2 separate regions of the Homo sapiens genome follow, and region 2 is linked to region 1. Evidence: read pairs that join two places in POLR2A ChIA-PET (ENCODE). Cell type or tissue: PC-9. All regions are shown on one strand. Links, peaks and the distances in the headings refer to the core of each region. The heading gives the core; the rest is flanking DNA.

Region 1 (4,639 bases), core at 314-4,313:
GATGTGAACAGACAATTCAGAAAAAAATATAGGCATGTTTCTTCAACTGAAGAAAAATTGTTCAAGCTCACTCTCAATTAGAAATGCAGGCCAGAGCATTATGCAGCCTGTAATCCCAGCATTTTGGGAGGCTCAGGTGGGAGGATCACTTGAGCCCAGGAGTTTGAGACCAGCCTGGGTAACATGGTGAAACCCCGTCTCTACAAAAAAATACAAAAATTAGCTGGGCCTGATGGTGCATGCCTGTAGTCCCAGCTACTCAGGAGGCTGAGGTGGGAGGATCACTTGAGCTTGGGGAGGTTGAGGCTGCAGTGAGCTGTGATCACACCACTGCACTCCAGCCTGGGTGACAGAGGAGACTGTCTCAAAAAAAAAAAAAGAAAAGAAAAAAAAGAAATGCAAACAACACTGAAATTCCACATATTACCTATGAGACTGGCAAAAATTAAACAATGTAACAATGTATTCTGTTAGTGAAACTGGAGAAACAAGCACTCTCATACATTGCTGGTGGAAATTCAAACGTGGTCCAACCTAACTGAGGGCAATTTGGCAATATCTAACCAAACTACATACGCACTTACCTTTTGCTTCTGCAATTCTACTACAGATACACCTCCAGTAATAGAAAAAGGTTATTTTTTTCAGCATTGCTAACAATTACAAGATGTTGGAAACAACCCAAATACCTATACATAGAAGAGTGATGGAGTAAAAGAAGCAGGAAGACCTTTATGAACTGATAAGGAGTGATTTCTAAGGCATACTCTTAACTGAAAAAGGCAAAGCCCAAAAAAGTGCCTACAGTATGCTACCCTTCATGTTAGAAAGAAGGGTATATAGTCATATAGCACATAATAATGTTTCTGTCAACAACAGACTGCATATAGTCTGCTGGGCCCATAAAATTATAATGTCATATTTTTGCTGTACCTTTTCTATGTTTACCTGTGTTTAGATATACAAATACTTCACATTGTTTTACAATTACCTACTGTATTCAGTACAGTAACATGCCACACAGATTTGTAGCCTAGGAGCAATAGGCTCTACCATATAGCCTAGGTATGTAGTAGGCTGTACCTTCTAGGTTTGTGTAAATACACTCTAAGATGTTTGCACAAGAAAATTGCCTGAGGACGTATTTCTCAGAATGTATCCCAGTCATAAGTGATCTATAACTATATAAGAAAATATACAAGTAGCCACTTATTTGCATAAAAGAAAGAGTCCATTCTGCTGTGACACAACATATGCATCCCTAAAAATCTCCACACTGTACAAAATTGCACAATAAAAAACAAAGGGCTTATGGAGAAAATGGGAGTTAGGGGCACAACATTCAAAAATTTCTTCCAATGACAACACACACAGACACACACACACACAAATAGGAACCTAATAAAATACAATAGCACAGTTATACACATTGTGAATGGTTAAAAAATACACAAATACTGCAATAAATTGGCACTTCACCCAGAAAAAGTCCTGGGGGTGCCTAGGGATTGGGCAACAGAAGGGCCACAGCTTGTGAGTTACTGGGAAGGACTGGAAGGAAGGTTACCTGAAACCGGAGGGAAGGTCATAACACCAGGTGTGGGCAGGTGTGGCTCCTAATATGTGGAGTGAACTGAGGTGGCTGGTAGATATTTGATATGTGTGTGTGTTATGTACTCTTATGCAGCTCAGTTCAGCTGTGTGCAGTTGCTGTGTTCATCTAGAGAGTCTCAGGTTATGCTCAAATGTGAATACCTAAGATATCTTAGGTATTCAAGTGATACCTAAGGTATCAATCACATTGGAACAATCAATCACATTGGAACAAATTTGAATCAATATCAGTCACATTGATATCGATCACAGTGGAACAAACTTGAATTTTCAAAACATGCGTTATAATGAAATTGACTGTACAGGAAGGAAAAACCAGAAATAAATGAGATGGATTTCCCTACGGGGGATGAGTGGGAGTGGGGTAGAAAGAATGGGAGGATGGGATGGTGGTGGCAGGTTCAAGGGGGATGGCATTTCTCTGAGTATATTTTTTGGGTTATAGCTCAGGTAATGTTTTATATATCCCCCCATAAATAAATAATTATCATCAACCAGGATGTGAGGAGAACCCCAAATGGAAAACAAACAGCACCAAATAAACCTAACTACATTACAAATGAATAACAACCACCCTGAAAGAGGTGGGGAAGAAAATAGCTAACCTTTAATAACTTTGGAAAGCAGTATTTTTGTTTCATTTTAACCACAAATATTTATTGATAGATTAATGAGTATAATTTTAAATGGAACAGTAAGGCATAACTGTGGATTAAAACACCTTGCTTCATGCCTGTAATCCCAGCACTTTAGGAGGCCAAGGCAGGCGGATCACTTGAGGTCAGGAGTTTGTTCGAGACCAGCCTGGCCAACACGGTGAAACCCCATCGCTATGAAAAATACAAAATTAGCCAGGTGTGGTGGCAGGTGCCCATTAATCCCAGCTACTTAGGAGGCTGAGGCAGGAGAATCGCTGGAACCTGGGAAGCAGAGGTTGCAGTGAGCCGAGATTGCACCACTGCACTCCAGCCTAGGTGACAGAGTGAGACTGTCTCAAAACGAAAACAAAAACATCTTGCTATACAACCAAAAGGGGAAAGTCATACACTTAGGAATTTTAAATATGCAAGTCAAAGAGCCTTTGAGGTACCCCACAGATGACTATCAGATAATTCTTCCCTTTTATACAATTCCTATATTACATCACTTGATCACAAAGTTAAAATTTTACTTTAAAAGGAATCCCTCATTCATTCACACTTGAGTCATCCCACCTGGCCACTCCCCTGCTTCCCACCCCTTCCCCATCCCTTTAAGGTGGTATTCTTTAGCCATTCCCTTCCTGAATAATTGTGTGGGTCAGGCACGGTGGCTCATACCTGTAATCCCAACACTTTGAGAGGCTGAGGCTGGTGGATCACTTGAGCTCAGGAGTTTGAGACCAGCCTGGGCAACATTGTGAGACCTCTGTCTATAAGAAAAATAAAAAAAGAAAGAAAGAAAGGAAAGAAAAGAAAAAATAGTCAGGCATAGTGGCGCACACCTGTAGTCCCAGCTACTCGGGAGGCTGAGGTGGAAGGATCACTTGAGCCCAGGAGGCAAAGGCTGCAGTGAGCTGAGATCCTGCCACTGCACTCCAGCCTGGGTGATAGAGCAAAACTGTGTCTCAAAAACATAATAAAAAGAAGAATTGTGTGTCCGTTTTCCTTCTTAAGCAAGGAAGCAAGCAAACAAGTAAGCAATGAGTCAGAGAAAGTCCACCAAGGGCAGATTTATGAATGAAGAGACTTACACAGACAGATGTTAGGATGACAGCAACCTGATTACTTGATTCAGTGAAGTCTAAACTAAGCTGACTCTAGCAAAGAAGCTGCACTGGCTTGCTCAGAGGCCTATCATTCCACCTCAGATTGGCCACAAATGCGAGACTCCATGTTTCTAAGGGATTAACAGTGGTCTACATGAGAAGCCAGGAAGCCAATATAACCAGGCAGCTGATGCTACAATACATTTGATGCTTTAGATCTCCATTAGGAGCTGACTATAGCTTCCAGCATAATCATTTGCCACATGTAAAATCCTTCAAGATACTGAGGACAATCTTTAAATCTCAGATAGGATCAATTAGGAATTTCCTTAACAGTAATCTATTTGAAAATGTGAAGTGGAAAGCATTCCAGTGCACATAACATTGAGGCATAAACCATGCTGCAGAGGTGTGAATGCAGGAGGCTCAATAGAGTGCCCAGCCTCCTTGTTCAAAAAGCCATGAGAAAGCCCCCAGGCATATTGTCAGAGCAGCCATTGTGGTGGCAATGGTGTCCCCAAACTAAGCAAATCAGCAGGCATATGGCTATTTTCTGAAGAACCAACACTGCACTAACAAGAGTAGCCATGTAGATATGTGTGTGGAGAATCACAGGCCAGAGAGAGAGAATGACCTGGGCAAGCCACCTAGAACACTTGGTTGTACACCTCGTGCCTTTCAAGAAGAGCATCTCCACTAGGTGCAGTGGCACGTGCCTGCAGTCCCAGCTACTTGGGAGGCTGATGCAGGAGGATCGCTTGAGCCCAGGAGTTGGAGGCTGCAGTGAGCCATGATGGCACCATTGCACTCCAGCCTGGGTGACAGAGTGAGACTCTATCTCTAAAAAAAATTTAAAAATTAAAAAAAAATTTTTTTTTGAGATGGAGTCTCACTCTGTCACCCAGGCTGGATGGAGTGCAGTGGTGCGATCTCAACTTACTGCAAGCTCTGCCTCCCGGGTTCATGCCATTCTCCTGCCTCAGCCTCCCGAGTAGCTGGGATTACAGTTACGCGCCACCACGCCTGGCTAATTTTTTGTATTTTTAGTAGATGGGGTTTCACCATTTTAACCAGGCTGGTCTCAATCTCCTGACCTCGTGATCCACCCGCCTCAGCCTCCCAAAATGCTGGGATTACAGGCGTGAGCCGCCACGCCCGGCCAAAATTTTTTAAAAGAAAAGCATCTCCATCAAGCAGACCTTTGATGACTGACTGGGCAGAATGGAGGGGACTAAGAGATGGTCACATTCTTCTGAGAGAAGTGTTGGTTCCTGAAAA
Region 2 (4,639 bases), core at 353-4,352, 350 kb before region 1:
AGCGCAGTATTCGGGTGGGAGTGACCCAATTTTCCAGGTGCCGTCCATCACCCCTTTCTTTGACTAGGAAAGGGAACTCCCTGACCCCTTGCGCTTCCCGAGTGAGGCAATGCCTCGCCCTGCTTCGGCTCGCGCACGGTGCGTGCACCCACTGACCTGCGCCCACTGTCTGGCACTCCCTAGTGAGATGAACCTGGTACCTTAGATGGAAATGCAGAAATCACCGGTCTTCTGCGTCGCTCACGCTGGGAGCTATAGACCAGAGCTGTTCCTATTCGGCCATCTTGGCTCTTTGCTAAAATCTTAAATCATGAATAGAAGCTGTACAAATAAAGTTTATATTGGCATCAACTGAAATGAGCATATGATTTCCACCCTTTTGTTGGTTATTGTAACAAATTGCATTGATTTATTTGCTAATGTTCAAGCAGCCTTGCATTCCTAGGATAATGCCAACTTTGTTATTAGTTCTGTATTTTGTTAATATTTCATTAAGGATTTTTACATCCACCCCATTCTGTCCTTGTGTTTTGCTGCCTAGGTTATACCAGGATTAGATAATAAGTTGGGGTTTCCTCCCTTTTCTATTATCTGGAGAAGTTTAAGATTAAGAGCTACGGCCAGGTGCGGTGGCTCATGCCTGTAATCCCAGCACTTTGGGAGGCGGAGGTGGGTGGATCACAAGGTCAAGAGATCAAGACCATCCTGGCCAACGTGGTGAAACCCCGTCTCTACTAAAAATACAAAAATTAGCTGGGTGTGGTGGCTTGTGCCTGTAGTCCCAGATACTTGGGAGGCTGAGGCAGGAGAATTGCTTGAACTCAGGTGGCAGAGGTTGCAGTGAGCCGAGATCATGCCATTGCACTCCAGCCTGGTGACAGAGCAAGACTCCATCAAAAAAAAAAAAAAAAAAAAAAAAGATTAAGAGCTACTTCTTTCTTAATTGTTTGGTTGAACTAATCAATAAAGCCATGTACATCTGGGATTTTCTTTATTGGAAGGTTTTTATGCATTAAATTCATTTTGTGCTCTTCTCCACCAAGCTTTTCTATTCTTTATCATGTAATTTTGATAAGTTGTCTTTATATAGGGATTGTCAATTTTATCTAAATTTTCTTTTGAGTAATATAAAATATTTATAATGTCAACTTATCATTTTAGTATCTATATGAGTTTTTCAGTCCTGACTTTGATAATTTATCTGTCTCTTATTTTTCAAGATTAGACTAACCAGAAGTTTATCAATTTTATTAGCCTTTTAAATAAAATCAAGTTTTGGCTTTGTTAATCCTCTGTAATATATATTTGTTTTCTATTTCAATATTTTTCTTTTTTATTATTTTTGTCTACTTTCATTGGATTTATCTTGCTATTCTTTTTCTAACATACTAAAGTGAATATTTAGCTCATTAATATTAATGTTGTTTTATGCATTTTAAGGCTATACAATCCCCTCTAAGCACTACATTTGTTGCATCTCTCATGTTTTGATATGTAATATTTTTTTCATACAGTTCAAAATAATTTCTACCAGAGTAAAAAGTTATTTGAGAACAGGATGTTCACATCATCTCCAACTATCACACTACAGATTACTTATTAATTACAAAGTGAGAAAAGTACCTTGTGGCTCCTTGATATTTCACCTAACCTAGTGATCAAACTTGGCATCATCAAAAATGGGATAAACAAATTCTATGTCTCCTGATGTGAGGCAGTGGGAAGCATACAGCATTAACTATGTAGTTTTCTCACCAAAAATGTTTAAGCTAAACCTGATAATGAGGAAACAATCAGACATGGGGTATTCTATAAGAAAATCAGCATGGACTCTTCAAAAATGTTGATGTCATGAGAGACCATAAAATAAAACAAAGAAAAGAGGATTATTCTAGATGAAAGGAGCTAAAGAGCCATAACAACAGAAAATAATGCATGATCTTTAATTGGTCCTGAATACAAAAACAAACAAACACAGCTATAAATAATATTATTGGAACAATTGAAGAAATTTGAAAATATTCTGCAGTAAATAGTATTATAGCAATTCTAATTTTCTTGGGGCAGTAAGGATATTGTGGTTATATAGGGGAGCATCTTTATTTTTATAGAATATATAGTAAAGTAACATGGTGTCTGCAATTTTTTTAAACAGGCCATACACACACATATAGAAAGAAAGAAAAATAGTGTGGCAAAATGCTAACAACTCATGATTCTAAGTGAAGTGTATTCAAGTGTTTTTGTATTACTTCAAATTCTCTATGATTTTGAAATTTTTCAAAATAAGAAGTTGGGAAAATATTTTGTAAATTTTAGTGTAATTTCTTTTTTGAACCCATGAGTTACTTAGAAGGGAATCTCAATCTTTACAGATTTCTGATCACTTTTTGTTATTTATTTTTAAAATATTTTCCTTTCAATCTGAGAACATATTTTTCAAGACTTTAATTTTTTGAAATTGGTTGAAACTTGTTTTGTGGCCCAGTATATAGTCAATTTTTGTAAATGTTCAATGTGTACTAGGAAATAAAAGTGTATTTTGCAGGTGTTGGATGGAGTATTCTATAGATGCCCATTAGATCAAATTTGTTAGCTATTTTGTTCAGTTCTGTATTTTTACTGATTCTTGTCTGGTAACTGTCAGTTATTGGGAGAGGGATGTTATAATTTCTCACTATGATTGTGGAAATTACCTATTTCTCCTTGTGGTGTTGTTAATTTTGCTGTATGTATTTTGAAGCCATGCAATTTGCATATCAACTTAAAAGTTATTATATCATCCTGGTAAATTTTATCTGTATTATTACAAGGAATGTTGACTTTAAAGTCCATTTAGTCTGATATGGATGAAGCTATGCCTGAATTCTTTTTGTTTGTGTTTGGATGGTATATATCTTACCATCATTTTACTTTCAATTGTTCCATTTTCTTTTGTTTCTGATGATTTCTTATAAGCAGCATTTAGTTGGATTTTTTGTTTTTAATCTATTTATTTCAACCTATCTATATCTAAGTATATTTAAATAAAATTTCTAAATCCAAAAGATATTACTGTTTTATACAAAGTTCATTTACATGTAGCCACATATTTATCATTTTCATAGTTCTCTTTTTCTGCCTTTTTAACATTTGATCTTGTTTCATTTTCTTTTTTCCTTCTGCCTAAAGAGCTTCATTTAATGCTTTTTAGCATTCTTTAGCATTGATTTGCTCATAGATAACTCTCAATTTTTGCCTGAAATAATATTTATTTTGCATGTTTTATTGAAGAATATTCTCACCAGATATGGAATTCTAAGTTGTCAGTCATTTATTTTCAGTACATTGGATATATTAATCATCTGTTTTCTGCTTTCTACTCTTGTTGTTGAAAAGTCAGCTGTCAGTCTCACTACTGTTTCTTTTAAAAGTATCTGTCTTTTTCTCTGATTTCCTTTAAAAGTTGGTCTTTGCCTTTAGTTTTCTGCAATTTAACTATGATCTGTCTAGGCTGGATTTTATACATAAAATCGTCTGTTTTTCTGTCTTCTCTCCTTTGGGAATTCCAATAAACATAATGTGGACCTTCTCATTCTGTCCTTTGTAATCTCACTCTTCTATAGTTTCCTCCCTTTGGTCTCCCCCTGTCTTAATCTGGATAATTTCTTGTGATCCTTCTTCCCATCCACTGATTCTCTCCTCAGCTGCTGATAAAGCTGTCAATTGAGTTGTTAATTTTGATCATTTTATTTTTCAGCTCTAAAATTTGTATTTTCTCTTTGAAGTTGGCTTTGTCATGTTTCATATTGTCTCTTTCTTGCTGAAATTTTCATGCTTGGCTTTTATGTTCTTCAATATAATAAGTGGTAATTTTACAGTTTGTATCTAACAATTCTATATATGTCACCCATCTGTTACTTTTTTCTATCATCCGCTGTTTTCAATTACCCTTAGCCATGCTATCTTGTTTCCTCATGTCCCTGGTTATATTTTATTGTGTGCTGGATATTGTATATAAAAGATTATTTGTATCAATTATTTGTTACCTAGGATGATGCTACTTTCTTCTGGAAAAGATTTGCTTTTGCTTTTGCTGGATCCTGGAGGTGAGAGCAGTCTAGTATCACCTTTACTCAAAGTCAAAGGTTGGGATTTTTAGAGCCCCCGGATGATGGCAAAACCAAGCAGCAAATCCTGTAAAGGCTCATTTACTTCCTTTTCATTCTTCCTCAAAGGGTGCAGACTTCAAGATCTCAGTGAAAAGAGAGGTGCTTTACCTGGGTTCCCACATTTTGTGGGCCAGATTTTAACTTTTATCCTCTAGTCCCATGAAGCTGTCGAAAGTGCATCTCAGTGGTCTCCCTTCCAAATCAGAAAAAGCCCCTAGGACAGAAGTTGCTCTGAGAGCTTTTCTTAACTTTTAAGGTTACTGTCCTTTTCTGGATCTTAGTCTGATTGTTGCTCACCATCTCATAGCTCCTAGATGATTTTTAAGATGTTTCATATATTTTGTGCAGGTGAGTAATGTAATTGTCTCTCTGCTCCAAACCCATCTGTTATAGACTGAGTTGTGTCCAAGCCCCCTCCACCCTCCACCCGCACAACCACACACACACAAATTCCCATGTTGAAGCCTTAGCCCCCAATGTGATTGTAT

The links. ChIA-PET counts read pairs that join two places held together with the same protein. Peaks named below come from ENCODE experiments on the same cell type or tissue, not always from the same donor. Only the 100,000 strongest peaks of a DNase experiment are listed, where the experiment ranks them.
Region 2: POLR2A ChIA-PET joins it to region 1 with 5 read pairs; 1 of 35 experiments calls an interaction of 5 or more read pairs at or near these places.

What each region holds. Positions count from the first base shown.
Region 1 is chrX:17,700,076-17,704,714 of GRCh38, forward strand. All of the region lies in intron 3 of NHS (NHS actin remodeling regulator), which reads left to right. Among named protein-coding and RNA genes, the nearest start is that of SCML1, 35 kb to the right of the region's middle. In PC-9, for the core only: no CTCF peak of the experiment used is centred there; DNase peaks (open chromatin) are centred at 1,086, 1,606, 2,716 and 3,306; H3K27ac peaks cover 3,263 bases.
Region 2 is chrX:17,348,220-17,352,858 of GRCh38, forward strand. No RefSeq gene overlaps it. Among named protein-coding and RNA genes, the nearest start is that of NHS, 25 kb to the right of the region's middle. In PC-9, for the core only: no CTCF peak of the experiment used is centred there; no DNase peak of the experiment used is centred there; H3K4me3 peaks cover 364 bases.